Linked DNA regions of Homo sapiens: region 1 is linked to region 2. The links are chromatin loops, found by intact Hi-C in ENCODE. Cell type or tissue: psoas muscle. All regions are shown on one strand. Links, peaks and the distances in the headings refer to the core of each region. The heading gives the core; the rest is flanking DNA.

Region 1 (16,468 bases), core at 5,418-13,417, 56 kb after region 2:
CGAATGGTCTGGAAAAAAAAATCAAGAAAGTAATTCCATTTATGATAGCTACAAACAAAATAAAATCCCTGGAATAAACTTAACCAAAGAAGTGAAAGGTCTCTATAATAAAAAGCATAAAACACTGATGTGAGAAATTGAAGAGGACACACAAAAATGGAAAGATATTCCATGTTCATGGTTTGGAAGAATCAGTATTGTTAAAATGGCTATATTACCCAAAGCAATCTATAGATTCAGTGCAATCCCTACCAAAATACCAATGACATTCTTCACAGAAATAGAAAAAAAAATCCTAAAGTTTATATGGAAACACAAAAGACCCAGAATAGCCAATACCATCCTGAAAAAAAAGAACAAACACTGGAGGAATTGAATTACCTGACTATGAGTTATATTACAGAGCTACAGTAACCAAAACAGGGTGGTACTGACATAAAAACAAACACATAGATCAATGGGACAGAATAGAGAATCCAGAAACAAATCCATACATCTACAGTGAACTGATTTTTGACAGACTTGCGAAGAACATGCAATGGGGAAAAAGTCTCTTCGATAAATGGTGCTGGGAAAACTGGATATCCATATGCAGAATCATAAATGAAGAATCAAATTCTTCAAATCAAAATAGACTAAAGACTTAAATCTAAGACCTGAAATTATGAAACTACTAGAAGAAAACATTGGGGGAACTCTCAGGAACATCAGTCTGGGCAAAAATTTATTGAGTAATACCCCAAAGGCACAGACAACTAAAGCAAAAAAAGGACAAATGGGATCACATCAAGTTAAGAAACTTCTGCACAGCAAAGGAAACAATCAACAAAGGGAAGAGACAATCCACAGCATGGGAGAAAACATTTGTAAACTAGCCACCTGACGAGGGATTAATAACCAGAATACATAAGAAGCTCAAGGATGAGCATGGTGACTCATGCCTGTAACACCAGCTCTTTGGGAGGCTGAGGTGGGAGGGCTGCTTGAACCCAAGAGTTTGAGACCAGCCTAGACAACATAGTGAGACCTTATCTGTACAAAAAATTTTAAAAAGTTAGCTGGGCATGGTGTTGCACACTTGTAGTCTCAGCTACTCAGGAGGTTGATGTGGGAGAATCGCTTGAGCCCAGGAGGTCAAGACTGCAGTGAGCCATGATCATGCCACTGCATTCCTGCCTGGGCAACAGAGCAAGGCCCTGGCTCAAAAACAAAAAAGAAGCTAAAACAACTGAGTAGGAAAAAAGTCTCATGAATCCAATTAAAAACAGACAAAAGATCTGAATAGACATTTCCCAAAAGAAGACATACGAATGGCAAACAGGCATAGGAAAAGGCACCCAACATCTCTGATCATCAGAGAAATGCAAATCAAAACCACAATGAGACATTGTCTCACTCCAGTTAAAATGGCTTTTATCCAAAAGACAGGCAATAAGAAATACTAGCAGCTGGGCGCGGTGGCTCAAGCTTGTAATCCCAGCACTTTGGGAGGCTGAGGTGGGTAGATCACGAGGTCAGGAGATCAAGACTATCCTGGCTAACACGGTGAAACCCCATCTCTACTAAATACACAAAAAATTAGCTGGGCGTCGTGGCACACGCCTGTAGTCCCAGCTACTCAGGAGGCTGAGGCAGGAGAATTGTTCGAACCGTGAGGCAGAGGTTGCTGTGAGCCAAGATCGCACCACTGTACTCCAGCCTGGGCAACAGAGCAAGACTCACTCTCAAAAAAAAAAAAAAAAAAAAAAGGAAAGGAAAAAGAAAACAGAAAAAGAAGTGCTAGCAAGGACGTGGAGAAAAGGGACCCCTCATACACTGTTGGTAGGACTGAAAATTAGTACAACCACTATGGAGGACAATATGGAGGTTCCTTAAAAAACTAAAAGTAGAACTACCAATCTAGCAATCCTACTGCTAAATATATACTCAAAAGAAAGGAAATCAGTATATCGAAGAGTATCTGTACTCCCATGTTTATTGTAGCACTATTCACAATAGCCAAGATTTGGAATCAACCTAAATGTCCATCAACAGATGATTGGATAAAGAAAATGTGGTACAGGCCAGGTGCAGTGGCTCATGCCTGTAATCCTAGCACTTTGGGAAGTTGAGGTGGGCAGATCATCTGAGGTCAGGAGTTTGAGACCAGCCTGGCCAATATGGTGAAACCCCATCTCTACTAAAAATGCAAAAATTAGCTGGGCATAGTAGTGTGCACCTGTAATCCCAACTACTAGGGAGGCTGAGGCAGGATAATTGCTTGAACCCAAGAGGTGGAGGTTGCAGTGAGCCGAGATTGCACCACTACACTCCAGCCTGGGCAACAGAGCGAGACTGCATCTCAAAAAAAAAAAAAAAAGAAAAGAAAAAGGAAAAAGAAAATGTGGTACATACACACAATGGAGTACTATTCAGACATAAAAAAGAATGAGACCATGATTTGCAACAACGTGGATGGAACTGGAGAACATTATGTTAAATGAAATAAACCAGGCAGAGAAAAACAAACTTTGCATGTTCTCACTCATTTGTGGGAGCTAAAAATTAAAACAATGGAACTCACAGACACAGAGAGTAGAATGATGGTTACCAGAGGCTGGAAAGGAAGAGGTAGGGGCATGGAAAGCGAGGATGATTAATGGGCGCAAAAATGTAGTGATTAAGAGAATGAATACGGCCTGCTATTTGATATAGTACAACAGGGTGACTACAGTCAACAATAATTTATTGTACATTTTAAAATTAACTAAAAGAGTATAATTGGAATATTCATAACACCATAACACAAAGAAAGGATAAACGCTGGAGGGGGATGGATACCCATTTACCCTGATGTGATTATTACACATTGTATGCCTGGGAGGCGGAGGCTGCAGTGAGCCGAGATCGCGCCACTGCACTCCAGCCTGGGCAACAGAGCAAGACTCCGTCTCAAAAAAACAAAAACAAAAACAAAAATCTCTTGCACCCTATAAATATACAGACTTACTATATACCCATCAAAATTAAAAATAAAAAAAAAATTTAGAGTTCCCTTTAACCCAAGAGGTTACAACTCTGGATCACATATTCTTAACAGGGATGATATTGCCTCTGAAGAGACAAATATTTGTTCTTGGGAGTGAAGAAAATCTCACTCTTTTCATGAATAAAGCACAGATATATCTACAATATCCAAACAGGTATGTGGTATATTTGTGATATTAAAATTTCACAAGACAGGGATTAGGATATAAAATGTGTCCAAAGGATCCTTGCAGGGAGTGATAATGATAACAAGGTTAAGAAACATTTCTCTAGGTCTATGAATGTCCTGAAATTGTATAAAAGATATTTTCCCAGGGAGAACTATAGCTTTTACAGATTTCTCAAAGTGCTCTTTGGCCAGTCATTCCCCTGGGACAGTCGGCCAAGAGATGGGCGGGATGGACTAATGGGAGCAGCACATGGACCCCTGACCCAGGGCAGAGAAGTCCCAGGGCCCCAAGCCCATTTTCTCACCTGTAGCTGGGCGGCCGGCAGATTAACATCAGCAATCATTTCTGTGCAGGGATGTTCCACCTGCAAGCGAGGATTCAGCTCCAAGAAGTGGAAGCTGCCATCCTGACTATAGAGGTATTCCACTGTCCCTGCACTCACATAGCCCACGGTCTTGGCCAGGCGGATGGCACACTGTGAAGAAACAGAAAGAGGCCAAGGGGGTTCCAGAGGTCTTTTCAGGGAACTGTAAATGGTGACTATCAGTTCCTTCACCAAATGCAGACTGAGCACCTGCTACATGTGAAATATTTTGGGACTGGCCAGGTGTGGTGGCTCATGCCTATCACCCTAGCGCTTAAGGAGGCCAAGGCGGGAGGATCACTTGAGGCCAGAAGTTCAAGGCCAGCCTGGGCAACATAGCAAGACTCTGTCTCTACAAAAATTTTTTTTTAAAATTAGCCAGACATGGTGACAGGTTCCTGTAGTCCCAGCTACTTGGGAGGCTGAGGTGGGAGGATCACTTGAGCCCAGGAGTTACAGGCTGCTGTGAACTATCATCGCACCACTGCACTCCAGCGTGGGCAACACAGTGAGACTCTGTCTCAAAAAAGAAAAGAAATATTTGGGGAGTTCACAGACCGGCTAATCCAATAAACCTGTGTGATGCTGAAATCACCTCTGGAATGGGCCCTCATCCCTCTTGTTAGGCACCCATGCCACCATTCAGCCACACTGACCGTAGAAAGTTCTTCCTGACTCTGAGCTGAGACGGCTCTCTCTGAAGCTGCCCCCTGGGCTCTGAGAAGTGTACCTGCTCCATGAACTCGAATATGGCCAGCGGGGCGATGGTGGCCGGTGCTTCCTCAACGATCTTCTGATGCCGCCGCTGGATGGAGCAGTCGCGACCAAACAGAGACACAGCATTCCCATACTGGTCAGCGAGGATCTGAACTTCCAGGTGACGGGCGTGCTGGGCCAGCTTCATGAGAAAGATGGGCGAGCCTGGGATCTCACTCTGTACCTGTCGGGGGAAGCAGAGCAGCCTGATCTTCATGGGGAAACCAGCTCTGGAAGCTTCTGGAAGTTCTCAGGAGAGAACATAAAACAAACGCAGTGATGTGTTTAGGGTACTCATCCAGGACTCTGCTGATCTTTTACTTTTGTTGTCTCACAGACATAATATTCTGTGGAGTCCCGACTCCACAGTAACGAGGAGAAAGGGGCCCCAGGTGGGGGACGGCCCCAGGTGGGGAAGAACAATGAACAACTGCTCGAGAGATGGCTAATCACAAACAACCCCAGGACGTAATGACCTCACAGCCCCTCCTCCAGCACCACCCTATAAAACCTCCCACCAGCCCTTGCCTCTTTGCAGACAGATCCTTCTCTGCTGTGCTGCCTGTTGCAATCTTGCAACATATTTTCATACTTCCTCCAATAAATCTGCCTTTCTTTACCTACAGCTGTCTTGGTAAATTCCTTTACCAGCTGCACCGCCAGCCCAATAGTCACTACCTGCAACATATTCTCTTTTTTAAGTCAAACTCTGTGAAATGGTAAAATCTCCCACAGTCACATCCCCTAAAGATATTGCACTGTTAAAGAGTTTGGTGTCCAAACTGGCTTTCTTCTATGCATATAGCAACACATACAGAGAAAGTTTCTTTGAATGAAAATGGGACCAAAACACACTAATCTGTGGTTGTCTTTTTCTTCCACTTACTGCACTTTCTCAGCTAGCTCTCCCGGGTGGAATCTAAGGACAAACTTACTTCATCCTGTTAAGAGCTGAAAGGCATTGTTTTATAGGCATGTCTTCTAGAGATTCTTAAAGACAATGTGAAAAGTATTCACGTGCAATGATTTCTAAGACAAATTAAGTTTAACAAATTTGCAATAATGTATAGGATGAAGTCATGCAAAAAATAATGAAACAACTGTATGAATGTCTATGTAAAAGTATATACAGTGACAGTGCTGAAAAGAGCCCCCCACCATCGGCAGCTGCTAATAGTGGTTACATCTGAGAAAGGAGAGTTGGAAGGTAATGGGGAAAAGGGTTTTTCCTTTTTTATTCTTAACACATGGCTGACTTGACTGACTCTCTACATTAAGAACATATTCATAGTGCACTCATATAAGTAAAATAAAAAAGCTTGGGCATCTGTGTGCACATGAGGGCCTGGGGTATGTGGGAACTCTCTATTCTTTCCGCTCCATTTTGCTGTGACCCTAAAACTGCTCTAATAAATAAAGTCTATTTTTTAAAAAGCAAAAAAGCTTTAAAATCTGTATGACCCCTAATGCAATATGGAATCCAGGACTGAATCCTGCAACAGGAAAGGGACATTGGTGCAAAAACAGATGAAATTCAATCTAGTCTGGAGTTTACCAAACAGAAAAGTGCCCATGTTAATCTCTTAGTTGCAAAGTTATATGAAAAATGTTAACGAGTGAAACCGGGCGAAGGATAGATGTGAACTTTCTGTACTGCTGCTGCAACTTCCCTTTTAATATCAATTCTTCCCCCCACCCAAATCCCCAAAACACTTGTACACCCCAACAGCGATACAATGGTAGTGAAACTGCTGCTTTATACAACATTCACATATTATACCAAGAGTGGTATAATTAGTAAAACTCCTAGAAAGCAATGTACTGATATGTGTTTCAAAGTGCATGTAAAGTGTGTGCTATTTAACTAAGTCTTTCTCCCCAAGTCTTTATCCAAGAAAATAATTAAGAAGAAAAAAGAGCTAAGTGTTATTTATAGTACTAAATATCACATTATACTGTGGTATTATTATTCATAATAACAAAGTAGAAATAAGCTAAACATTTAACAAAAAAGGAAAGGTTTCATAAATAAGGCTATTGCCACACATAAAATATTGAGTAATCATCAAAATAATTGCCAAGGCAGGAATAACATAATAATATTCATGATCTACAATTTGGAATGTGTTAAATGCAGAGCAAAATTTCGTGTAGACTGAATACAGCTCTTTAAAATATACATATGAAGAAGGTCTAGAAGAAAAGCTAGAAATATTAAAATAGCTTTAAGAATGGGAAGATTGTCAGTATAAATGTTTTCTAAACATTGCTGATAACGGACATAAGGTTTTAAAAGAGGAAAACTAGCTACCAGTAAGTAAATGTGCAATTCGTTCCTACAGTTAAAATTGATCAGGCAGGGCGCAGCGGATCACACCTGTAATCCCAGCACTTTGGGAGGCCAGGGCGGGTGGATCACTCAAGGCCAAGAGTTTGAGACCAGCCCAGCCAACATGGTGAAACTCTGTCTCTACTAAAAAGACAAAAATGAGCTGCGTGTGGTGGCACACGCCTGTAATCCCAGCTACTCAGGAGGCTGAGGCACTAGAATTGTTTGAACCTGGAAGGCAGAGGTTGCAGTGAGCTGAGATTGTGCCACTGCACTCCAGCCTGGGTGACAGAGTGAACTCTGTCTCAAAAATAAAATAAAATAGACCATCTAGAAACATTAGAAATAACAAGAGTACTAATATTTATAAAATATCCCATTCCTCTATAGGCCAATATAGTCACAAACAGCTATTTTGATCCTGTATCTCTGAAATCATTTCTAGATACACTGATTTATAGACTTGAACTACCTAAAAGATTCTGTCAAGATCGACACAAAACCATGGGCTTTTCTGAGTAAAAATGTACGCGTTTGTTGCAAAATACGATACAACGATACATCCAGCTCCTACAAATGTCTTCTTGACTGTCACAGAATAATGCTAAGAGAAATAATCTGGCAGCCCACAAACAATTCCCAAAGACAGATGCGAAAAGACACAGCAAGAACTGCTCACTTGTCTGAAAAGGATCGGGAAGTCCTCCGCACTCTCAGCCTTCCGGATTCCCTTCCCTCCGCCACCTTCAGAAGCTTTGATCATCAATGGAAAACCAATTCTTTCTGCTGCCTGGGTGCAAAGGACAAACAGACCTCTTTAGAGGTTAGCCAGTTGCCAACTGCTACCAGGACAGAGGCAGTTCGGTTCTGGCTCCCCTGGCCCCCACAGGCTCTGCATTTACCTCCAAGCCCTCATCTACGTCTTTCACGCAACCCTTGTCATAAACATCTTCTGGGACACTGATTCTTTTTCCCTGCTGCAGATCATCTTCTGTCCACTCCACTGTCAGGCCTGGAGAGTCACAAAGAAACCTGATTCCTCCCAAATCCAGGAGAAACACACACAACCCAGAAACCACAGCGCCTCTCCCTGCTGACATAGTGCTAGACCTGGGCTTCTGGACCAGCGGAATACAGACACTCCCTTCAGCTTCTCACAATGGCTTTTCATTTCCTCAAGAACTAACCCAACCTTGAATGAGAAATCAAGCTTAAGAAACTAACTGCCAGGCGTGGTGGCTCATGCTTATAATCCCAGCACTTTGGGAGGCTGAGGTGGGGGGAATCGCTTGAACCCAGGACTTTAAGACCAACCCTGGCAACATAGTGAGACCTTGTCTTTACAAAAAAAATTTTATAATTAGCCAGGCATGGTGGCATGGGCCTGTAGTCCCAGCTACTCGGGAGGCTGATACAGGAGGATCACTTGAGCTCAGGAGGTCAAGACTGCTGTGAGCTATGATCATGCCACTACAGTTTGGCCTGGGTGACAGAGTGAGACCCTGTCTCGAAAACAAAACAACAAAAAAGGAAAGAAACTCAGACTGAGTCGACCAACAACAACCATATTAATCTAAATCCAAAAAAAAATCCCAATTCTACCTTATGGAGTCATTTATATGTGAATAATTATTTCCCAACACCATGCAAAGATTTAACAAATGAAAGCAAATTTTCCATCCCAAATTTAAAATTCAACTTTTGGGGGGGGAAAAAAAAACAAATTTAATAGGAAACTTTTGAGACGGTCCTATTTATTTTTTAATTTGTCCTAGAAACTCCACTGTTAGGAATTTATCCTAAGAAAATTATTAAAATGCACACATAAATTTAGCTGTAAGATTATCAAAGCTCCATTCCTTTGAATATTTTTTAAATTAGAAAAAATAAATTGGAAACAACCTAAATTGTTTAACCATGAGGACTGTTAAGTAAATTATGATACATCCATAAGATATAATCCTATGCAGGCATCTTAAATGGTGTAAAGTGTATTTTTTACATAGAAAGATATTCATTAGTGAGGAAAAAAAAAGTCACAAACTAGGAAATGTAAGATGGGTTGTTGTTTCCTTTTAAAGACAGGGTCTCATCACCCAGGCTGGAGTGCAGTGGTGCCACCATAGTTCACTGTAACCTCGACCTCCTAGGCTCAAGCCACCCTCCTGCCTCAGCCTCCTCAGTAGTTGGGACTACAGGTATGCACCACCATAACCAGTTAATTTTTTTTTTTTTTACTTTTTCTGGAGATGGGGTCTTGCTATGTTGCCCAGGCTGGTCTTGAACTCCTGGCTTCAAGTGATCCTCCTCCCTCAGCCTCTGAAAGCACTGGGTTGGGGGGTTGGGTTACAGACATGAGCCACTGGCCAAGATCTGTCTTTTTTTTTTTTTTTTCCCAAAGAATATGGCCAGAAAAAGGTTGGAAAGGTAGATACCTACAATGTAATAAATGTTCAACACTGGGTCATAGGATTATGAATGATTTCCATTTCTTTTTTGTACTTCTTGTATTTTCTAAATTGCCTACAATAAATTATACCACTTGTTTACTAATTTAAAATTTTAAAATATTTTGCTAATGACTAAAAAATAAAAGTAAGTAACATTTGTAATGGAAAGAATTGTTACAAGCATACTTCTGTCACCCTGACCGTTCACATTATCAAGACTGGGCTGAGAAGCTCCCCCAGAGGGAAGCTCGGGGTCCCTTACCGCTTCCACTCCAGGGCAGGGTTGGGACCTGTAGCGTCTGGGCGACAACGGTGGAGGCGATCTTATCTCCTAAGGCCCACATGGCCTCACTGGGAGGGCCTGAGGAATCGGGGACAAGAAGGGAAGCAGAATCCGGTCAGTCACAAGACCCTCGAGGCTGAAGGCCGACCGAGTGCACGGTGGTGGGGCCAGGTAAGGAGCAGATGACAGAGAAAATTCTCTGGTCCCAGCTCTCAAGGAGCTTAACCTCATGTCAGGGAAGAAAAATAATCTGTTAGTCTGCTATTGCATCAGTCAACTTTCAACGTATGTGGATTGTAAACCTGTTGTGAGTTACAACCTAGGCTACAGTGGCATATACAAAATTCACTTTGGAGGGAAGGCAGAAAGCTAGATCAAAGAGGTAAGCTAGGAGCTCAAAGAGCTGGACCATAGGTTAGCAAACTCTTTCTATAAAGAGCCAGATGGGAAATACTTTCAGTTGTGCGAGCCTGCAGGTCTCTGTCACAATGACTCAACTTTGCCAGTGTTGGGTGAAAGCAGCCATAGGCAATACATAAACGAATAAGCACGACCATGTTTTAATAAAACTTTATTTACAAAGGCAAGCCATAGGCTGGATTTGGCCTATGAGCTGTAGTTTGTCCAGTGGGCTGGATCATCAACCTCCAGAGGAATTAAGACTGATAATGAGAGTCCTGGGTAACTGTCAGACAGGACAGATGCCCACATGTACTCAGAGTCCACAGACAAAGAAAACGTCAATGGGCATGGGACTCCCGGCTGTACCTCAGGTGAATATCATGTATTGATCCGCACTGAGTTGCTTCACATTTGGGCAAGACTGTTTTCAGACCCACCGGTAAGGAGAAGCAGGGATTTATTACATGATAGTAAATGATTCCCCTAAACTACACAAGGACATGGACATAATTACATGTGCAAATTTGTTATATAGGTAAACTTATGTCACAGGGGTTTGTGGTACAGATTATTTCATCACCCAGGTACCAAGCCTAGTATCCAATAGTTATTTTTTCTGCTTTTCTCCCTCCTCTCGCCTTTCACCCTCAAGTAGTGTCTGCTGTTCCCTCTTTGTGTCCATATGTTCTCATCATTTAGCTCCCACTTATAAGTGAGAACATTTAATATTTGGTTTTCTGTTCCTGTGTTAGTTTGCTAAGGATAACGGCCTCCAGCTCCATCCATGTTCCCACAAAAGACATAATCTCAGTATTTTTGATGGCTGCATAGTATTCCATGGTGTATATGTACCACATTTTCTTTATCCAATCTGTTATTGATGGGCATTTAGGTTGACTCCATGCCTTTGCTACTGTGAATAGTGCTGCAATAAACATTCGTGTTCATGCGTCTTTATGGTCGAATGATTTTAAATTCCTCTGGGTATATACCCAGTAACAGGATTGCTGGGTTAAACGGTAGTTCTATTTTTGGCTCTTTGAGGAATTGCCTCACTGTTTTCCACAATGGGTGAACTAGTTTACACTCCCACCAACAGTGCATAAGCGTTCCCTTTTCTCCACAATCTCAGAATCTGTCAAGAAATGGTATCTCACTCTGGTTTTGACTTGCCTTTCTCTAATGATCAGTGATGTTGAGCTTTTTTTCATATGCTTGTTGGCTGCCTGTGTGTCTTCCTTTGAAAAGCGGGCAGCTCCTAATTCCATGAGTTGGCAGATTAGCTATGTGCCCTTCCACCCTGGGACTCACTCACTCCTCACGACAGAAGTGTGAGGTGGGAAATCAAACGGACCTCCGCTTTACAGGACAGGAGGAGAAAGAGGGTCAGACCCAGCAGAGTGTCCCAGCAATACCCCAATTCCCATGTATCTGATGGGGACACACTCTACCTAAGAAAGCAACTCCATTCTTGCACAGCAGCTCCGGAAGTTTAGGGTTTTCTGAAGCATGGCCCCAGCCAGCCCACACCGCCTGCAAACACAGAAAGGGGTGAGCAACAATCTTCCTTCAAGAATATGCCTCCCAGCCAGGTGCAGTAACTCACGCCTATAACCCCAGCAGTTTGGGAGGCCAAGGCAGGAGGATCACTTGAGCCCAGGAGTTCGAGACCAGCCTGGCCAACATGGCGAGATCCTGTCTATAAAATTTTTTTTTAAAAACAGAATGTGCTTCGCCTCACTTGAACACTCTTTTCTGTGTTACATCAGCCCAGGAATTTGGAGCCTTGTGGGATCTGGACCCTCCACCCCTTGTGAACTGTGGAATTGAACTAGAACCTAGGGGCATCATCCCACACTCAGGGGCCACACTTGGGCACCCCAGTCCATCTACCTGCACGGGGATTCTCTTGGCAATGTCCACAATCAGCTCCACGTTGGCATAGTTGTTGTTATTGGGCCCTCCTGGGACGGGGACGTAATGATCCGCCATCTTGATGTACTCTGAAATTAAATGGGAGGGAGAAGGAAGGAACTGCTGACAGACTGACATCAATGGCAGAACATTACAAGATGTGACTATGTACAGCCATGGAAAGCAGAACCATGCAGATTTCTATGGTAACAATGGACAAACATGTATGAAAATGTAAAGAGAAGGCCAGGCGTGGTGGCTCACGCCTGTAATCCCAGCACTTTGGGAGGCCGAGGCAGGCAGATGGCCTGAGGCCAGGAGTTCGAAACCGGCCTGGGCAACATGGTGAAATTCTGTCTCTACTAAAAATACAAAAATTAGCCAGGCGTGGTGGTGGGCACCTGTAATCCAAGGTACTCAGGAGGCTGAGGTAGGAGAATCGCTTGAACCCAGGAGGCGGAGGTAGCAGTGAGCTGAGATCACACCACTGCACTCCAGCCTGGGTGACAGAACGAGACTCTGTCTAATAAAAAAAAAAAAGAAAGAAAATGTAAAGAAAATGAAATATGATTTTAATTATGTGATACAGATATGTTTCTGGACAAGGCCTGGAAGGCCTGGAAAGGAACGAAGGAAGAAGGAAGTAATCTGTCAACAGACTGGGATTAGAGGTGGGTTTTTAAAAAAAGTCCTATTTAAAGTTTATCTTAATATTGTTTTACCATTAAATAATATAATAGGGCTGGGCACGGTGGTGCACGCCTGACATCCCAGCACTTTGGGAGGCAGAGGCAGGAGGATCACTTGAGGCCAAGAATTCAAGACCAGTTTGGGCAACACACAGAGACTTTGTCTCCACAAAAAAAAAAAAAAAAAAAAATCCAAAAAAAGTAGCCAGGAATGGTGGTGCATGCCTATAGTCCCAGCTACTTGGGAGGCCAAGGCAGGAGGATCACTTGAGCCTAGAAGGTCGAGGCTACAATGAGTCGTGATCATGTCACTGCGCTCCAGCCTGGGTGACAGAGCAAGGCCCTGTCTCAAAAAACAAACAAACAAACAAAAATACAATACAGAGTTTTAAATTATGGTAAAAAAAAAAACACACACAAAATTTACCATCTTAACCATTTTTGAGTGTACAGTTCAATAGTGAAGTATATTTATATTGTGAAACAGATGTCCACAACTTTTTCATTTTATGAATCTGAAGCTCTATACTCATGAACAACTCCCTTTCTCTCCCTCCCTCATGTCCTTGGCAACCAACGATCTTCTCTCTCTCTATGAATTGCACTACTCTAGTTACCCCTTCTACATGGAATCATGCAGTATTTGTCTTTTTGTGACTGGCTTATTTCACTTTTTGTGACCAGCATAACGTCCTCAAGGTTCATCTGTGTTGTAACATATGACGGGATTTCCTTCCTTTTTAAGGCTGAACATAACGCAATGTTTTGATTTTAAAATACTCATGCTCTTTAAGCCAGAAGTTCCATGTCTAGGAATATGTCCTTAAAAAAACACACGCTGGCTGGGCGCGGTGGCTGACACCTGTAATCCCAGCACTTTGGGAGGCTGAGGCGGGCAGATCACCTGAAGTCAGGAGTTCAAGACTAGCCTGGCCAACATGGTGAAACTCCATCTCCACTAAAAATACAAAAATTAGCCAGTCGTGGTGGTACATGCCTGAAGTCCCAGCTACTTGGGAGGCTGAGGCACAAGAATTGCTTGAACCCGGGAGGTAGAGCAAGACTCCATCTCAGAAAAAAAGCAACAACAAACAAACAAACAAAAACCCACACATCAATGAGGCCAAAGTCAGAGAACAGCCACTGAGCAGTGTTTTGGACTAGGAAAAGTTAGACTCAATCCAAACACAGGGGTTGGGACATCTGTACTATAGAATTGCTAAGATCCTGAAATTGAACAATGTGGCACTTTATATGCAAACACAGAAAGAAATCCCAGAGCAGCTGCTCCTTCCGGCCTGCCTGCCTCCTATGTTTATCAAACACAGAAGTGTCGGCCAACGGGGAGATTCCAGAGATGATGAAGTGAGCGGCCAGACAGGCTTCCTGGTCCTTGTCCAGTTTTTCTTTTATGTTGGAGAAGATAAACAAGAAAATAAACACAATAACTACAGACTCCGGTCAGTGCTGGGAAGAAAATAAATGAGGTTCTCTGAGAGAGATGCGATGATCATGTTGAGACCTACAGGCTGGGTGGGGAGGGAGTCCACTGCACAAAGGGCTCTGGGAGAAGCACCTTCAATAGAGGTTCCAGCAGGTGCCAAGACTCTGCAACAGGCCCAGGAGCTACCAGAGGTCAGGGTGACTGGTACCCGGCTGATGGAGGGCAAGAGGTTCAAGATGGAGCCAGGAGGGGACTTAATAGGCCTGGGTGACAATTTTGAATTTTAGACTAACCAAGATGGGAGGACCCACTGGATGATGCTCTGAACCCAGACCAGGGTTCCCATCCCACCCGCATCACATGATGGTTGTGTGACCCTGGACAAGTGATAAATTCACATCCCTGTGCCTCGACTGTGCCATCTGTAAAACAGAGCTGTAAGTAACAAATGAGGCCATGTCTGTGAAGAGCTTGGGGCAGGAAGGCTTAGGGGATGGTGCTGAGGTTGCTAATATTGGGAACAGCACACAGCCTCTGATGCATTTTAAGGAGAAGCACAAAAAGACCTGAAGACCTGACTTATGTTGGTTTTTGTTTTGCTTTTTTTTTTTTTTTTTTGAGACAGTCTCACTCTGTCGCCCAGGCCGCAGTGCAGTGGAGTGATCTCAGCCTACTGCAACCTCCGCCTCCTGGATTCAAGCAATTCTCCTGCCTCAGCCTCCTGAAGAGCTGGGACTACAGGCACCTGCCACCATGCCCGGCAAATTTTTGGGAGGTATTTTTAGTAGAGATGGGGTTCCACCACATTGGGCAGGCTGATCTCAAAACTCCTGGCCTCAAGTGATTCGCCCATCTTGGCCTCCCAAAGTGCTGGGATTACAGGCGTGAGCCACTGTGCTCGGACCTGAGTTATGCTTTTAGGTTTATGTTGTTTTATTTGAGACAGAGTCTCAGTCTGTTTCCCAGGCTGGAATGCAGCGGTGTAATCACAGCTCACTGCAGCCTAGACCCCCTGGGCTGAAGCGATCCTCCCACCTCAGCTTCCTGAGTAGCTGAGACTACAGGTGCGTGCCACTATACCCAGTTAATTTTTTTATTTTTATTTTTTGTAGAGACAGGGTCTTATTATGTTACCCAGGCTGCTCTCAAACTCAAGGGCTCAAGCAATCCTCCCACCTTAGCCTCCCAAAGTGCTGGGATTACAGGGGTGAGCCAGCGCTCTGGCTGAGGTTTTTGTTTTTAACAACCTTCAGAAAATACAGCAGAAGAAGTTATGCTTTTAAAAGGTCACTTTGGCTGCTGTGGGGAGTAGGGCCTATAAAAGGATAAGACTGTTCAGGAAAAAAGTAAATCATCCAACAGTTGTTTATAGAATGATTCATTATAATAAACTTAGGCAAATGAACGGAAGAATGAACAAATGATTGAAATACAATTACATACACCTGCAGGAGAAACAGCCCCCAATCTGCTAGAACACAGACATTTCTCAAAGATCGAATTTCCTCTCTGCATGTTAACCATCTGCATTTTTGTAAGGCACATGAGTTGTTCTTGATGTCAGCAGACATTTTAATTAAATAAAGAAGGAAGGACAAATAAATACAGACTCATGAGAGGTCCTGACCATCGGGAGTCCAGGATGGACTTGCCTAGGCACAGGGGAAGGAGGCGAGGGCAGGCAAGGATGGAGCGTGATGGGAGGAGAGGGTCAAGGCCCAGGTACCTGCGTTGGCCTTAAGGTCCTCGGGGGTCACCATCACAACAAACCGGATGGCCCGCTCGTTGCGGAACATCTCATAGGCCCACCTGCGGATGGAGCGCATGCACTTCACGGCGGCAATCCCGTTGTTGGCAATAAGCACCTGCATGGGAAGACAAGGAAGGAGCTGTAGATGCACATCTACCTGCGCTGGGGGCCACGTGCTACCCCGAGTCCACCTCACAGCTGCAGAGCCTCCTGCAGCCCCCGCAGCACATCATTCCTCTTGGTATTTCTATGTATTTCCATGGCACACACCCCAGCACAGAGCAGGAGCTCAAAGTCTGCCATCCACATGAATGGATCATCAAATGGATGGATGGATGGATGGCTGTTTGTCTGAAATATATATATATATATATATATATATATATATACACATACATATATTTTTTTTTTTGAGACAGAGTCTTGCTCTGTCACCCAGGCTGGAGTACAGTGGTGCAATCACAGCTCACTGCAGCTTCGACCTTCCAGCTTCAAGTGATCCTCCCACCTCAGCCTCCCGAGTAGCTGGGACTACAGGTGTACACCACCACATCCTGCTAATTTTTTAATTTTTTTGCAGAGACAGGATTTTGTCATGTCGTCCATGCTGGTCTTGAACTTGAACACAAACCCAGGCTGGGCCCAAATGATCTGCCCACCTCACCCTCCCAAAGTGCTGGGATTACAGGCATGAGCCACTGTGCCGAGCCCAGTGAATGATTTTTTTTTTATTCCTTTGGTGTCATTGTGATCACCCTTAACACTTTTTGAGTGTTTTACAGTACAATGTGTTTTACCTGTCTTATTTCATTTCATCCTCACAATAGCCCTTTGAAAGAGGCTTCACTATTATTTCTATTTGAGGGTTAAACTATTAAAACTCAGAGGAG
Region 2 (16,468 bases), core at 3,820-11,819:
TGTGTCTAGAAACAGTCAACAACTAAGCTGGCCCCTCAGTGACAGGATTCTCGGTCCTTGCGCTAGGTTCTTAAAAATCGTTTTCAGTCTTATTTAAAATTTTCACAATATAATCATGGATTACTTCTGTTTCTTTTTTTCTTTTTTTTTTTTTTTTGTGATAGGGTCTCACTCTATCCCCCAGGCTGAAGTACAAGGGCTCCATCTCAGCTCACTGCAACCTCCGCCTCTCAGGTTCAAGCGATTCTCATGCCTCGGCCTCCTGAGTAGCTGGAATTACAGGTGTACGCCACCACGCCCAGGTAATTTTTGTATTTTTAGTAGACACAGGGTTTCACCATGTTGGCCAGGCTGGTTTTGAACCCCTGACCTCAAGTGATCCGCCCACCTCAGCCTCCCAAAGTACTGGGATTACAGGCATGGGTCACTGCACCCGGCCATGGATTACTTTTCTAAATGCAAGAAACAATGGAAAACGATCACTCAGTCAGCAAATATTAAGAAATTCCCTGAACAAACCAGTATTTTTCTATCCTGGAAATTTTCTTCTCATGCGCAGAGACCCACATAATACAAGAAACAGATCCAAGTGCCACCAGCCTGGACGTGATCACAGGCCACTTTGCTGTCCGCCTCCTGCCCTGGACTGGAGCATAGCAAGGGCAGGACCCTGGGTGTTGGTGTACTCTCCATCCCCAGCATGCAGCCCAGGACCCAGCACAGAGCAGGAATGTAAGGAAGGGAGGGCCAGGTTCTGAGAGAGGAAGAAATGCTCTGCGACATCTTACCTTTGTGATCAGGTCAGAGTGCCTGATGATGGCGCGGATGAAGAACCTATGGTCCGTCACTTCCACACCTTCCTTCACCTTGGCAGCACCCAGGTAAAGGTGCATCTTGTGGTTGGCACAGGGCACGGCGGTCAGATCGAAGTTACGCATCCGGTTAAGTTCCAGCTGGAAGGCCAGGGCAGGTTCCAAGTGACGGTAAATGCGATCTTCTGCAAACTGTAGGCGGACCAGAGAGAGAAGACAGACACATACACACACAGCGTGACGTTGGAGCTGCGTCCCTGCTTGGTCCACACCCTACTCTGCAGACCCCTGGTGTCCATGGGTTTGGCACTCAGGAATGCAGCATTCATGATGTTCCCTAATTGTAAGCTACCCCCAGGGCTCCAGATATTTGGGGTTTTGCTAAGATCTGAGGAGAGCTATGGGCATTGCAAGCCTGTTGTGCTGGGTGCAGCGCTGGCTCCTGGGGGAACCTAGCTAGTCCCTATCACCTGCCAGCGTGACCAGGCTGTTCTCCATCTGTCACAGCCTGTGGCAATTCTCATGAAGCCACTAACCCCTGGTTTCTTGGTGGAAATTGGTCCCCGAAAAGAAAGCAACTGACAGTACTGGAAACTAAACTGAAAAAAAAAATGAAGACATTAAGAAAAGGATGTGTCTTAGCTAGAAAAATAAAGCTTTGGATAAATTAAAATGCAAAATGCTGAATTTGGTGGGGTCTTGAATCAGTGCTGGGAATAAACCTACCTGTTCTACAACAGGGATCGGTAAACGTTTTCTTAAATGGCCAGAGAGTAAATGTTTTAGGCTGATGGATCATACGGGCTCTGTCACAACTACTCAATTCTGCTACTGTTAGAGTGAAAGCCAGAGTAGACAATGTGGAATCCAACGGGTGTGGCTGTGTTCCAATAAAACTTTATTCGTAAAAACAGGCAGCTGGTCTGCAAGTGAGTTTGCCAACCACTGTTCTAGACGAGCATAAGAAAAACAGTTTGGAAAAAATGTCTTACTGAGTACATCAGCAAGTACTGAAAATTATTCAAGCAAGACAGAAACCTGTAGTGAGGCTGAAAGGGCAAGATTCTCAGGTCTGAGTGCCATGCAGGGAACAGAGGGCTCTCAATGGAAATACAATCCCAGAGGAAGACTGCAGTCTACACAAAAGTTGCTACATTCTTGAATATGGGGATGCCTTAAGGACTGCAGACTATATTCTTCATGAATATCAAAGATGCCAGGGAGCTGGGAGGCACGGTGGCATGTGCCTATAGTCCCAGCTATTCGGGAGGCTGAAGCAAGAGAATCGCTTGAGCCATAAGTTCGAGTCCAGCCTGGGCAACATAGTGAGACCCCATCTCTTTTTTTTCCTTTTTTTTGAGACAGAGTCTCACTCTGTCACCCAGGCTAGAGTGCAGTGGAATCACCTTGGCTCACTGAAACCTCTATTTCCCAGGTTCAAGCAATCCTCCCACCTCAGCCTCCCAAGTAGCTGGGACCACAGGCTTGCATCACAATGCCAGGCTGATTTTTTAATTTTTTTGTAGAGACAGGGTCTCACTATATAACCCAGGCTGGTCTAGAACTCCTGAGCTCAAGCAAACCTCCTGCCTCAGCCTCCCAAAGTGCTAGGATTACGGGCTTGAGCCACCACACCCGGCCCCATCCCATCTCTTAAAAAATAAAACAAGATGCTAGAGAAGAGAAAACATCATTACTTTTGGCCATACCTCATCTCTTGCTCTGAATGTGAAAAACTTGGGAAATTCTTTCTGCAAAAAGAAATCCACACACAAGACAATTAAATCAAGCAAGACGCACTGAAATATGTACATCCTTATTTAGTGATTGTAAACGATTACATTCACTTCTAGAATGAATCATTTGGAAATCCTTCTCCTTTCTAATGATCTCTTTCACCCAAATCTACAAAATAAATATCAAATAAATGGCACACACCAAGGCTTGGAGAATGGGAAAGACTCATAGAGATGAACTGTGAACTAACCTCTTGGGCAATCAAGAATGTGATTCGTCGGAGTCCATAATCCACAAGGATATTTTTCTGCATTAAAAACCAAAGACACAATGGAATATTATTTGGCCGTAAAAGGAACTGAAGTATTGCTGCATGTTACCACACGGATGAACCTGTAAACATTATGCTAAGTGGAAGATGTCAATCATAAGAGACCTCCTGTGATCTGATTCCATTTATATGAAACGTCCAGAATAGGCAAATCTATATAGAGAGAAAGTAGATTAGTGGTTGCCTAGGGCTGTGGTGGGGAGAGGGTTTTTGGGTTGGGGACAGAGGGGAGTGACTGCTAACAGGTACAGGGTTTTTCTATGGAGTGATGAGAATGTCCTAAAATTGATTCTGGTGATGGTTGTACAACCTGGTGAATATACTAAAAATATATTAAATTGTACACTTTTTTTCTTATTTCTTCTAAAAAAAAAAACAGGATACATGTGCAGAACGTGCAGGCTTGTTACACAGGTATATATGTGCCATGGTGGTTTGCTGCACCTACCGACCTGTCCTCTAAGTTCCCTCCCCTCGGCCCCCACCCCCCGACAGGCCCCGGTGTGCGTTGTTACCCTCCCTCTGCCCATGTGTTCTCAATGTTCAGCTCCCACTTATGAGTGAGCACATGCGGTGTTTGGTTTTCTGTTCTTGTGTTAGTTTGCTGAGGATGATGGCTTCCAGCTTCATCCATGTCCCCGCAAAGGACATGATCTCATTCTTTTTTATGGCTGCAAAACTGCACACTTTAAATGGGTGAATTGTGTAGTATGTCAATGATGTCTCAATAAAGCTGTTATTAAAAAGATAATTAAAAAATATCACATTGTATACTGTAAATATATATAATTTTTTTTGAGACAGGGTCTCGCTCTGTCCCCCAGGCTGAAATACAATGGCATCACAGGCTTACAGAGCAACCTGCTGTTATTGGCACACTTGGTCATCAATGTAAGTAGCCATTTTAAAACTGCCAGTTTCTGGATTATTCCAACAAAAACACTCCCAGAAAATCTCCAAACTATTTATTGGGTGTGCCCTCCGTACCTGGGACTGGCTAAGCCGTGTATATACTTTGTCATTGAATCATTGCAACACCGTGAGCGAGAGAAATGCTGACCCCACGTTCAGCCACATCTGCCCAAGGTCGCCAGCTATGAGGCGAGCAGAGCTAGAGTGGGAAGCCAGGTCTGTGGCTCTGAAGTACTCAGCACGCCTGCCTCCCCAAGGGCCGCCTCGACGAGCCCAGCCCCTCCTCCTTCTCCAAGAACCCCCACCAAAACCAGAGGCACGCCCAGAGTACCTTGGACTGTACGAATGTCCGTAAAATCGGCACCAGTGCCTCATCCTCCAGGTGGTCTGCACACTGGATGGACACATTCAGAATGTGGATGGGCTCTTCTCTGAGGCTCTGAGAGGGAGAAGCAAGGGGTAGGGCTGGAAAGCCTGGGGGCCACGGCCCACCTGCTCCCCAGGTTGCTCCCTGGGCTTAGACGCTTACCTTGCAGTCATCCTCGGAGTATAGGGAGGTGCGGGCCTCGCTGAAGAGGGGGGTGTCTTTGGGCACGTTGGCGAAGCAAGAGATGACTTCATCAAAATTTCTGGGGGTGCGGGTAGAGAGGGAGGGCTGAGGGGCTGCTGACCCATGGGGATGAGGTCAAGCTTCCAAGCCAGGCAGCAGGGAACGCCAGACCCTCCCAATTTCCCAGCCAACACCCTTTGATCTTATCCAACTCTACAGAGCTCAGGAGGTTCCCTGTCTACTTTGTCCAGAGCACCCGTGATGGGGTCCTTCCCAAAAGGGAAGAATGAACCTAAGTGATCTGTGATCAGGAATACAGGGAAGGATTCCAGCGCTTTCAGGCATCAGCTGGGCTTGAGATCAACTCTTGGCTCCCATTTTTACTGGCTGGGAGATCCTAGAAACCTCACCTCACCCCGAGTCAAAGAAAGGTAATAAGAGTAATCCCTATGCCTCATGAGGCTGTTGTGAAAATTCCACAAGATACTCCAAGCACAAAGCAGAACACACAGTGAAAGGCTGAAAAAAGACTATAACAGTAACTATTGAGAGCTAACATTTAGTCACTATATTATCTGCATACTAATTATACTTTAAATATGTTATTTCACATATGTTATCTCATTTAATTCTCATGGCGCACCTATGAAGTGAGTCCTTTATTATTCCCATTTTACAGATAAGAAAACGAAGGTATGGAGAGGTAAAAATATTTTGCTCAGTCTCTTAGTTAGAAAGCACATAGCCAGAATTCAAACCAGGCAAGCTGACACGCAGGCTCACACTCTTGGCTACGATGCTCTTATTATTCTGTTGTTATTGATGTGCTGTGCCAGGCAAGCTGACATGTAGGCTCATACTCTTGGCTACAATGCTATTATTATTCTGTTGTTATTGACATGCTGTGCCACGTGTCTGGGTCTCTCCCACCCCATCTGTCCAGTGAATTGGGGGGGGATTCAAGGGAAGTCTGCCCAGCCCCCATGCTCAGGGTGTTGGAGACCGGGCCATGCTGGGTACCTGGTGAAGTCCTCGAATCTCCTGAAGGCTACCATGGCTCCCATGCGCTGGCACAGTGGGGAGAAGCCGCTGTCCATGAAGAGCTCTGTGCTGTGCCTCAGCAGGTCAGGGTTGGTGATGCTGATGGGCACGGTCATCCTGTAAGGTGATGGCAAGTCGGGGATGAGGCAGCTGCTTGCAGACCCAACTCTACGAGCTGCTCCTACTCCTGAAGCTTCAGTGAGCTGGACCAGATTTAGAGCTCTTCCAAATGGGGGCTTAAAATGGGCAGGGGATGAGACAATGGCTGGGGCCGGGGCCTGAGGAGGGTCTCATCTGATCCCTCAGGACCTGGTGAAGAGTAAGAGCTCAACAAGTGTAGGAATCAATGATTCATGCATGAGAGTCCAGTCTCAACACAGTCCCGAGGGGAGCCCCAAGTGCTGAACTTGACCACAGAGAAGAAACACTCCCAGCATCAATTTCTCCTGGAGAAATCCACCAGCCCCAGGCAGCTGGTGAGGCAGTCAGGCTTGGTCCTGACGGACACTCCAGTCCTCTGCTCCCTGTAATCCCTCCATCAAACTTGCCCTTGGGACAAAGTCAGCAGCCTTCTGGAGTTTAGACAACGATGCTCCCAGAACTGGCTGCTCACCAGCAGCAAATCTCAATGGGCCACCTGAGGTTGTTAGAATTGGGCCTTGGAATCAGATACGGGAGGGGTAATGAAATGGTGTGCAGGAAGTCAGCACAGCAGGCCCCACACTGCTCTTCTGAGAAAGGAGACCTGCTTGCTTGCAAGGACAGCCCTTGGCTGGCCTCTGGGAACTTGGACTTGGGGAAGGTTCCTATCGTTCCCTGAAGGTGACAAGGGGGGCTCACTGTGCCTCAACTGTTTGCACAAACAGTGTGGTTTATGCTGAACACCTGCTTTCTTCTGCAAGCCTGAGATTTCGATGCAGAGCAGAGGGTGATGTGACCAGCCACCAATCCCTGGTGCGGGGCTGGAAGACAACCCTTCACTTGTGTTGTCACAACTCCTTGCTGGGGGAATGAAGTGCACCCTGCGTGAATCCACTGGGAGAGGACCCTGGCAGCACACCTGCTTTCCTCTGGACTTCACCCTGATGCCTTCTGCCTTGGCTAACTGCTTTGTATCCTTGCCCCCTAATAAGTCAGAGCTATAAGCATGACTATGTCCCGAGACCTGTGAGTTCTCCTAGGCGATGATCGAACCTGGGGGTGCTTTTGGGGACCCTGACACAGGTGTGTGCATTCCTGTTGGGTGCTCTGAAATCACGATCATGGCCCCTCTGCTCCCCGACAGCTCAATCCAGGGGTCACAAACTTGCAGTGGCAGTGTGGCTGAATGCCACTCACAGAATGACTTTGGTCCATGCAGCATTTTAATAACATACATGAATTAACATGTGTTCATGTATTCATTTAACATGAATTACCTGTCCCCATTGAAAAATGGAAGGACTTCAGGTTAAAAAAAAATAGATTTCCTGCTTCTGCTGGAAAAAATCATGGAGAAGTCTGGTTGTGATGGTCAGTTTCCTGCAGGGCAACAGTGGGCAGAGCTAGGACAGCAGCCCCATCGCAGGGGGATGTAGCCAGTTCCCACCCAGCACAGAGGTCCAGGTCCAGGCTGCAGCTGGCACAAAGCCCTGCCAACTTCTCATCTGACCTTCCCTTGGGTCTCGGTGACCTAAAGCACCATGTGCCTGGCTCTACACACACAAGTGTTGAGGGCCAAGCCAGGCCATCTTGGGGATAGACTTTATTCCTCATGGCCCTTTACAGAGGCATTAAAGGGCTGGTTGGTGGGGGCAGCCGCAGGCAAGGTCTCTTCACAGGCCCAGAGTACATTTCTGGCACTGAGAGCAATCATGAGAATCTTAGATGGCCAGGAATCCCCCAGGGTCCTCAATGTCTCTCTGGGTCAAAAAAGGACCCTGTGCCCATACTGAAAATCACAACCAATAACCTGGATATACGTGTAGCTCACAAGGCATGACCCACAGCCCTCAGGAGAGCCGCCCTTCCCTTCCTAACAGGGCTGACTTGCTGGGACAATAAGATCAAAAGAGAAGGCCAGGCACAGGGGCTCGCGCCTATAATATCAGCACTTTGGGAGGCCGAGGCAGGAGGATCACTTGAACCCAGGAGTTCAAGACCAACCTGGGCCACATAGTGAGACCCCCATCTCTGCAAAAAAATATTTTTAAAGAATTAGCCAGGTGTGGTGGCGCAAGCCTGTGGTCCCAGCTACACAGGGAGCTGAGGTGGGAGGATCACATGAGCCCAGGAGTTCAAGGCTGTAGTGAGCTATGATCACACCACTGCACTCTAGCCTGGGTGACAGAACTAGACTCTGTCTCTAAACAACCAAACAAAAAAATCAAAAGAGTCCTTCTCAGGAGTAGACAGCTACAAAATATCTTACACCACCACTGCTCTCCAAATCCCCAGAATGACCCCAGGCTGCAAGCAGTCAGTCCCCTTTCTCTCAATGGGGTAAAATGTCACAATCCTATTTTTGGAAATAAGAAGGGTAAAAACAAATAACTAGGAAAGGCAGTGCCTCGTGGGGAAGCCCCCTTTTCTTCATCCAAAACATAGCAGCATCTTTCTTCTTAAAACCAACAGGAAAAGAAAGTTATTTTAAAAATCCTAAGAGGCCAGAAAAATCCCCGCTTCACCAAAGCATGAACCCTATTGCCTGTACAGATCTGATCAACCGAACTCCCAAATCACAATGACATCAATGCCGCCGTAGGTAAGGCCTTGGGCACCCCCATAAGAACTAAAACCAGAGGGGTGAGGGAGCGTGAGAGAGAACACTTCGAATCCCAAGGAGACATAATTACTTTAAGAGAAGGTATCCCACTCTACCTGACCTAAATGGTATTAATACTTTGGGTCCTGAAACAAGATGGACTGAAAAAAAGACTGTGAGTGAGGAACTCAGACACATCAGATATTTTTAGGTGAGCCAGGCATGGTGGCGCCTGTCATCCCATCACTTTGGGAGGCTGAGGTGGACAGATCATTTGAGGTTAGGAGTTCCAGACCAACCTGGTCAATGCAGTGAAACCCCATCTCTACTAAAATTACAAAAAAAAGTAGTGGGGCTTGGTGGTGCATGACTGTGGTCCCAGCTACTCAGGAGGCTGAGGCAGGAGAATCGCTTGAACCCAGGAGGCGGAGGCTGCAGTGAGCTGAGATCGCGCCGTTGCACTCCAGCCTGGGTGACAGAGTGAGACTCCATCTCAAAAAAATCAAAAAAAGATATTCTCAGGTGAGAACACTGAGGGTATCTACTGAACTACAGCTCTTGGACAGCAGACTACAGTGGACACAGACAGGACAGGTGCCCTCACACCTGGCTCAGAGGGCCCCTGAATGCTGTGGAAAGGACTTGGAGGTGAGAGTGTGGCCTGGGCTCAAATTCCCACTCCACGTGCACAAGCAGCTCAGCCTAGGTCAGGTGAGGGCCCAGGGCTCCCATCTGTAAAACGAGGATGAGAACACATTTTTGGCCGATAGAGGATAAGAGCTGAATAAAATAAGAGTGTGGGCTGGGCACGGTGGCTCACGCCTGTAATCCCAGCACTTTGGGAGGCCAAGGCGGGTGGATCATCTGAGGTCAGGCATTCAAGATCAGCCTGGCTGACATGATGAAACCCCATCTCTACTAAAAATATAAAAATTAGCCGAGCATGGTGGTGTGCGCCTGTAGTCCCAGCTACTCGGGAGGCTGAGGCAGGAGAATCGCTTGAATCTGGGAGCTGAGATTGTGCCACTGGCACTCCAGCCTGGGCAACAGAGCGAGACTCCATCTCAAAAAAAATAAATAAATAAAAGAGTGTGGGAGCACTGAGCAGAGTGCCCAGGCCAATGGCATGCCACTAGATGGTAATAACAGCGTTAGTCATGATCATCTCCGGGATCACTTACAGTCAACAACTTCCTTTGTGCCAGGCACTGTCTAAAATGCTACATGTGCCTTATCTCATGACTCTTCCCAATGGCTTGGGTGGCATTGTCTACTAGAACTTTCTACCATGACAGAATGTTCTAGAACTCCACTGTCAAATAATATGGCAGCCATGAGCCACCCAGTATGACTGAGAAGCTGAATTTTTTTTTTTTTTTTTTTTGAGACAGAGTTTCGCTCTGTCACCCAGGCTGGAGTGCAGTGGCACAATCTTGGCTCACTGCAACCTCTGCCTCCCAGGTTTAAGAGATTCTCATCCCTCAGCCTCCCGAGTAACCTGGGATTACAGGGGTGTGCCACCACGCCTGGCAAATTTTTATATTTTTAGTAGAGATGGGGTTTCACCAAGTTGGCCGGGCTGGTGTCAAACTCCAGGCCTCAAGTTCCTGATCTGCCCCCTTCAGCCCTCCGAAGTGCTAGGATTACAGGTGTGGGCCACCATGGCTGGCTCATTTGCATTCTTTGTTTTTTCTCTTTTTTTTTTTTGAGATGGACTCTTGCTCTGTCACCCAGGCTGGCGTGTAGTGGTGCAATCTCAGCTCACTGCAACCTCTGCCTCCCGGGTTCGAGCAGTTCTCCCTCAGCCTCCCGGGTACCTGGGATTACCAGTGCACACCACCATGCCAGGCTAATTTTTGTATTTTTTTTAGTAGAGATAGGGTTTCACCATGTTGGCCAGGCTGGTCTCGAACCCCTGACCTTGTGATCCACCCACCTCAGCCTCCCAAAGTGCTGAGATTACAGGTGTGAGCCACTACTGTGTTTGGCCTCTTTTTTTTTTTTTTTTTGAGACGGAGTCTCGCTTCTTCGCCCAGGCTGGAGTGCAGTGGGGCAATCTCAGCTCACTGACTCACTCTGCCTCCCGGGTTCAAGTGATCCTCCTGCCTCAGCCTCCCCAGTAGCTGGGATTACAGGCATGTGCCACCACGCCCGGCTAATTTTTGTATTTTTAGTAGAGATGGGGTTTCACCATGTTGGCCAGGCTGGTCTGGAACTCCTGACCTCAAGTGATCTGCCCGCCTCGGCCCCCCAAAGTGCTGGGATTACAGGCATGAGCCACCGCGCCTGGCCCATGTGCATTCATTTTAATGTAAATAGGCACACATGGCTACTGTACTGAACAGTGCAGGTGTAGGAGGTGGGCTCTGCATTATCACCATGTTAGAGGGGAGAAAATGGCGCTGCAGGGAGCTCCCACAGGGGAAGTGCTTATCGCTGATGTCTCCCCAGCAGCGTGCCCAAACACACTTGCCAGGTCCTTCCAGAGACAGGACGACAGAGGTCAGGAAGAACAGAAACACAGGCCGTCCCTGGGTGTGTCCCACTCCATACCGGTTTGGGTGGGAGGACGGCAGCATGAACTGGAATTCTACCACGCAGGTGCCGTCCGGGAGCTGCCGGTGCTGCAGGCTGTTTAACTCATAGGCGATGTAGCCCCTCCGCACGTAAACCTGACAAGGCAGAAACACACGGACATTCTCTCAGGGGCCACTGCAGAGTGTGCTCAAAAGCTGAGGGCACTCACGGGGAACAGGTACCAGAAATGACCTCTAAAATATCTATCTGTAAGCAGGCCGGGTGCAGTGGCTCAGGCCTGCAATCCAGCATTTTGGAAGGCCAGGGCAGGTAGGTCACTCGAACCCAGGAGTTCGAGACCAGTCTGGGCAACATGGCAAATCCCCATGTCTACTAAAAATACAAAAACTAGCCAGGCATGGTGGCAGGCGCCTGTAGTCCCAGCTACTCGGGAGGCTGAGGTGGGAGGATTGCTTGAGCACAGGATGTTGAGGCTGCAATGAGCTATGATAGCACCACTGCACTTCAGCCTGGGCAACAGAGAAAAATCCTTCCTCAATTAAAAAAAAAAAAAGATTTCTAAGCAGCAGTTAAGAGCAAATTTGCTCATATTTCAGAGTGTTACTAGTTACACAAAATCCACTCTAAACTCTAGAGCAGGGGTTGATAAACTTCTGTAAGAGATAGGTAGTAAATATTTTAGGCTTTGTGGGACATATCATCTTGGCTGCAACTACTCAATTCTGCTGTTAGCACGGACGTAGCTGTGGACAACATGTAAATGAATGGGTGTGGCTGCATTCTTCTTTTTTTTTTTTTTTTTTTTGAGATGGAGTTTTGTTCTTGTTGCCCAGGCTGGAGTGCAATGGCATGATCTCAGCTCACCACAACCTCCTCCTCCCAGGTTCAAGCGATTCTCCTGCCTCAGCCTCCTGAGTAGCTGGGATTACAGGCATGCACCACCATGCCTGGCTAATTTTGTATTTTTAGTAGAGACGGGGTTTCTCCATGTTGGTCAGTCTGGTCTCAAACTCCCGACCTCAGGTGATCCGCCCGCCTTGGCCTCCCAAAGTGCTGGGATTACAGGCATGAGCCACCGTACCTGGCCGCGTTCTGATAAAACTTTACAGAAACAGGTGGTGGGCCAAATATGGTCCATGGTCTATAGTTTATCAAACCCTGCTTTAGAGCAGTGCTGTCCAACAGAAATATAACACAAGCTGTGTATGTAACTTTATTTTATTTATTTACTTTTGAGACAGGGTCTCACTCCATCACCCAGGCTGGAGTACAGTGGTGAGATCATAACCCACTGCAGCCTTGAACTCCTGAGCTCAAAGGATCCTCCCACTTCAGCCTCCCAAGTAGCTGGGACTACAGGCACCACCACACCTGGCTAATTTTTTTTGTTTTTTATATTTAGTAAAGAAAGGATCTTCCTATGTTGCCCAGGCTGGTCTGCAACTCCTGAGTTCAGTGATTCTCCCACCTCAGCCTCCTAAAGAGCTGGGATTACAGGCATGAGCCACCTCACCTGGCCTATAATTTTAAATTTTCTAGTAACCACTTAGAAAAAAGATAAAAAATAATTTTAATAATATATTTTATTTCACCCCACATATGCAAATATTATCATTTCAACATGTAATCAATATAAGAAATTATTGAGATGGTTTACATTCTTTTCTCCATACAGTACTACATCTTTGGAATGGAGTGTGTATTTTCCACTTAGAGCACAGCTCGATTTAGACTGGATGCAGTTCAAGTGCTCACTAACCACACGTGGCTGGTGGCTGCCATAGTGGACAATGCAGTTCTGGAGTTTAAACACTGGAAGCTTTTCAACTGAACAGGAAATGCGGGAACTGGGCAGCAGGAGCTAATACAGCAATTAGCAGACATAATTGCTTTCCATTAAAAGACTTGCCCTTGGCCAGCACTGGGGAACTTGAATTTGGGGAAGGTTCCCACCATTCCCTGTCAAGAATGGGGTCAGGCATGGTGGCACACGCCTGTAATCCCAGCACTCTGGGGAGCCAAGGCAGGTGGATCGCGTGAGCCCAGGAATTCCAGGCCAGCCTGGATGACATGGCAAAACCCCATCTCTACTAAATATACAAAAATTAGCTGGGCGTGGTGGAAAAACAAAACAAATAAAAAAACCCAAAAGCATCCTAGAAAAATCTCTAATTGACACAAACAGCATTTAGCACTTTAAAAAGTAACTGTAAGTCAAGCATGGTGGCATGCACCTGTAGTCCAAGCTACTGGGGAGGGTGAGGCAGGAGGATCGCTTGAGCGTAGCAGTTCAAGTCCAGCCTGGTCAACACGGCAAGACCTGTCTCTAACAAAACAAAAATTGTGTTTAAAGTAACTACAGAAGAGGTGTATTAGGTCTCCCTGTTAGAAACAAAGAGTGAGGCCTGAGAAAGATTCTTCCAGAGGTGAAACCCATAGAGGAATAAAAGTTGCAGGCCCAGGAGACCCTGTGGCTGTAATATGCTAACAAGCCCAAGATGGTCTCCAGAAGACCCAGTAAACCTTCTCACTGTGTGACTCACAGGCTCCCAAGGATGCAGAAGAGAAAGTGGGGGCAACAGGGGACTGAGACTCTGAGCTCAGAAGATAAAGAATATTGGAAAAACTACTGCCAGCAAAGCAGACCCGGGTAAGAGGGCCGTGTTAAAAACATATTTTCTTAAAAAGATTCTAAAAGGGCAGCAGATTTATTGGGAGGCTGAGGCAGGCAGATCACTTGAGGTCAGGAGTTCCAGACCAGCCTGGCCAACATGGTGAAACCCTGTCTCTACTAACAATACAAAAATTAGCCAGGTGTGGTGGTGGGCGCCTGTAGGCCCAGCTACTGGGGAGGCTGAGGAAGGAGAATCATTTGAACCCAGGAGGCAGAGGCTGCAGTGAGCCGAGATAGTGCCACTGCACTCCACCCTAGGCACAAGCGAGTCTCAAAATAATAATAATAATAATAATAAAAGAGCAGATTTAAAACTCTGATTTCCTGGAACCAACACAACACTTCTTGGTTCCTGAATTCAAGAAGACCTGAATTCTTGCTCCCGGGAGCAAGACCACCTGGGATCACCTGGCTCTAATCTGGGTTTTGCTACTGGCCACGCCCTTCTACCTCATCACTCGGGGGGCAGGGGGTCACCTTAAGTTGTCACCTGGGCTCCTCTAGCTCTGGCAGTTCCAAGCAGAAAAGTCTTTCAAAGGTATTTAATGCACGTGAGTCAGAAAGTTTAGATGAGGTGCCTCAGACTTGGCTCTCAGGGATTAGTATTTAATGTGCCCTGCCTGGAAGAGGCTGGAATGACATGAGACAGCAGTGGTAACTAGCATGGAATCTGGAATGAGGCAGACCCAATAATGCAAAACCTGGTTCTGCCACTTTCTAGCTGTGTGACGTTGCATAAGTCACTTGACCTCTCTGAGCCTCAGTTCCTTCCTCTGTAAGATGGGACTATTAACATAGCTACCTTGAAGAGAAAAGGATAGGATCACATTCACCAAGGCATGTGGCCTAGGGTCAGGTGCATGGTAGCGGCAGTGAACACTAGAACTGGCATGGTCAGTGCTGTTCTCTGGGCCTCTCCTGCTTACCTCCAAGGACGCCATGCACACGACTTTGTTTGCGTGATAGAAGAAAGTAGGCAGGACGTCGAAGATGGTTGTTTCCGAAAGTATTAATTTCTAAGGGAAATGAAAAGGGGAAACAAGGAAAAGTAAATGTGAACAAGTTTCAGGTTTTTCTTTGTTTTTATTTGAGATAAACTGGAGTGCAGTGGTGTGATCATAGCTCACCGCAGCCTCAAACTCCCAGGCTGAAGCGATCTCCCCACCTCAACCTCTTGAGCAGCTGGGACTACAGCGTGCGCCAACATCGTGGCTCTTTTTTTTGTGTGTCTATTTTTTGTAGAGACAGGGTCTCACATGTTGCCCAGGCTGGCCTCAAATTCCTGGGCTTAAGTGATCCTCCAGTCTTGGCCTCCCGAGTGCTGGGATTACAGGCATGAGCCACCGTGCCCAGCCAGTGAGTAAGTTTTTTAATCACCAGTCTGATGAGTGGGGGCGGTGGGAGCAGGCAGAAGTCATGCTTTGACCACTAAAAGCGATCAGTGCCCTGCAGCGCGCTGGGCTCCTCCCCTATTTAATCATAGGAGAGCTGGTGAAGAACTCCGGGATGACGGCACCTGGGACAGGTCTCCCATCAGGCACTGAGGGGGTACCTGAGAACATGTAAATGAGCCAGAGTCCAGGAATAGGGAAGATGAGGCCGCGACTCAGCCACAGGAGGGCTCACAGCTTCCAGATATGCTCCATATGGCTGAGGTTTGTAAACTGCACCAGGTGAGCCCCCACTGCTGTCACACTGTCCTTCCTGGAGGACTGGGCTCCATGCCCACCTCTCCTAGAGTCTCCCCAGGTGACCCCTCGGGCAGCCCTGGCCACATTGGGCTGAACTGTCTGCATCTGTGGCTGTGCCCTGCACCCCACTGAGCACCTGGAGGGCAGGAGGAGCCGTTTCCCCAGAGGCCCCCACCTGGGCCACAGTGTGTGCTCTGCAGATGGTGAAAGGAAGGAGACGGGCTCACCTTGAGGTTCTCGGGGCAGAACTGGTGGCCGTACATGTCAATGGCAGACAGGAAAATGGACTCCACCTGGTTATGCCGCAGCTCGTAGGAGGGGAGGTGGGAGGCAATCAGGATCTGCAGGGGGAGGGATGGGGGCGCTGGCGTGAGCCAACCTCCCAGGGCAGAAGGCAGAGGCTCGGGCACGGGCCGGCAGCACGGTGGGACTGTGCATGGTGAGGGCTGAGCACGGTAGGGGACACATAGGAGGGTGGGGGGAAACGCACATCGTGGGGACCGCACCCTGAGACCCTACCTGCCGGGCTCTGAGGGCCACTTTGCAGTGCTCGCTTTTGCTCAGCTGAGTGAGCTCGTTGAGGATGGAGATCAGCTCGTCCGACAGGGAAGGGTCTGGGCCACACAGCTCATCCTTAGGGGACAGAAAAAGAAGCCAAATGGCTTTTCTCCAGCCCAGGGAAACATGCAGCACTCATCTCGACTTGGGGAGCACCTGCCGCAAAAGCCAGGCGGCTGCTCCACTCTCCAAACAGGCCCAGCACAGCCTGTTATGCAAACCCTCACCACTTTCTACTGTGCACCCACCCCAGTCAGTCATTCATTCACTCACTCACTCACTCACTCGGCCACCCATTCATCCACCCCACAACATGCCCTAAATGCCTGGTAAGAACAAACAAATACAACTAAGTCCCTGCCTACGTTACTATTAATAGCCAGTGATTAGGCCAGGCATGGTGGCTCACACCTATAATCCCAGCACTTTGGGTGGCTGAGGCAGGAGGATCGCTTGAGCTCAGGAGTTTGAGACCAGCCTGGGCAACAGCGCAAAACCTTGTCTCTACAAAAAAAAAAATAGAAAAATTAGCCGGGCATGGTGGCACATGCCTGTAGTCCCAGCTACTCAGAAGGCTGAGGTGGGAGGATGATTTGATCATCCCTTGGGAGGTGGAGGTTGCAGTGAGCTGAGATCGCACCACTGTACTCCAGCCTGGGCAACAGAGCCAGACTCTGTCTCCCCCCCAAAAAAAAAAAAAAAGGTCAGTGATTATCAGGCACATACTATGTGCCAGGTGGCTAGTAAACAGCTAGACCCTTTATATACAACTCCCCAAATTCTCCCACCCCCACGAAGAGTTACTTATTTTGATTCCCATTTTACAGATAGGAACACTGAGGCTCAAAGAGGCAATATGCCTCACCCCAAAGCCAGCAAAC

Evidence for each region. Peaks named below come from ENCODE experiments on the same cell type or tissue, not always from the same donor. Only the 100,000 strongest peaks of a DNase experiment are listed, where the experiment ranks them.
Region 1: it touches region 2 in a loop (1.9-fold over the local background); 10 of 110 quality-filtered maps call a loop at or near these places.

What each region holds. Positions count from the first base shown.
Region 1 is chr12:109,167,121-109,183,588 of GRCh38, reverse strand. It overlaps ACACB (acetyl-CoA carboxylase beta), which reads right to left. Exons shown (of 53, transcript NM_001093.4): 4 at 15,555-15,693; 5 at 11,675-11,784; 6 at 11,233-11,314; 7 at 9,359-9,457; 8 at 7,549-7,658; 9 at 7,326-7,436; 10 at 4,292-4,501; 11 at 3,502-3,672. Among named protein-coding and RNA genes, the nearest start is that of ACACB, 59 kb to the right of the region's middle. In psoas muscle, for the core only: no CTCF peak of the experiment used is centred there; no DNase peak of the experiment used is centred there; H3K27ac peaks cover 708 bases.
Region 2 is chr12:109,221,701-109,238,168 of GRCh38, reverse strand. It overlaps ACACB (acetyl-CoA carboxylase beta), which reads right to left. Exons shown (of 53, transcript NM_001093.4): 25 at 15,549-15,662; 26 at 15,257-15,370; 27 at 14,265-14,354; 28 at 10,680-10,798; 29 at 5,363-5,500; 30 at 4,322-4,421; 31 at 4,124-4,231; 32 at 2,800-2,856; 33 at 2,522-2,563; 34 at 789-1,004. Among named protein-coding and RNA genes, the nearest start is that of FOXN4, 79 kb to the left of the region's middle. In psoas muscle, for the core only: no CTCF peak of the experiment used is centred there; DNase peaks (open chromatin) are centred at 7,014 and 9,172; H3K27ac peaks cover 1,635 bases.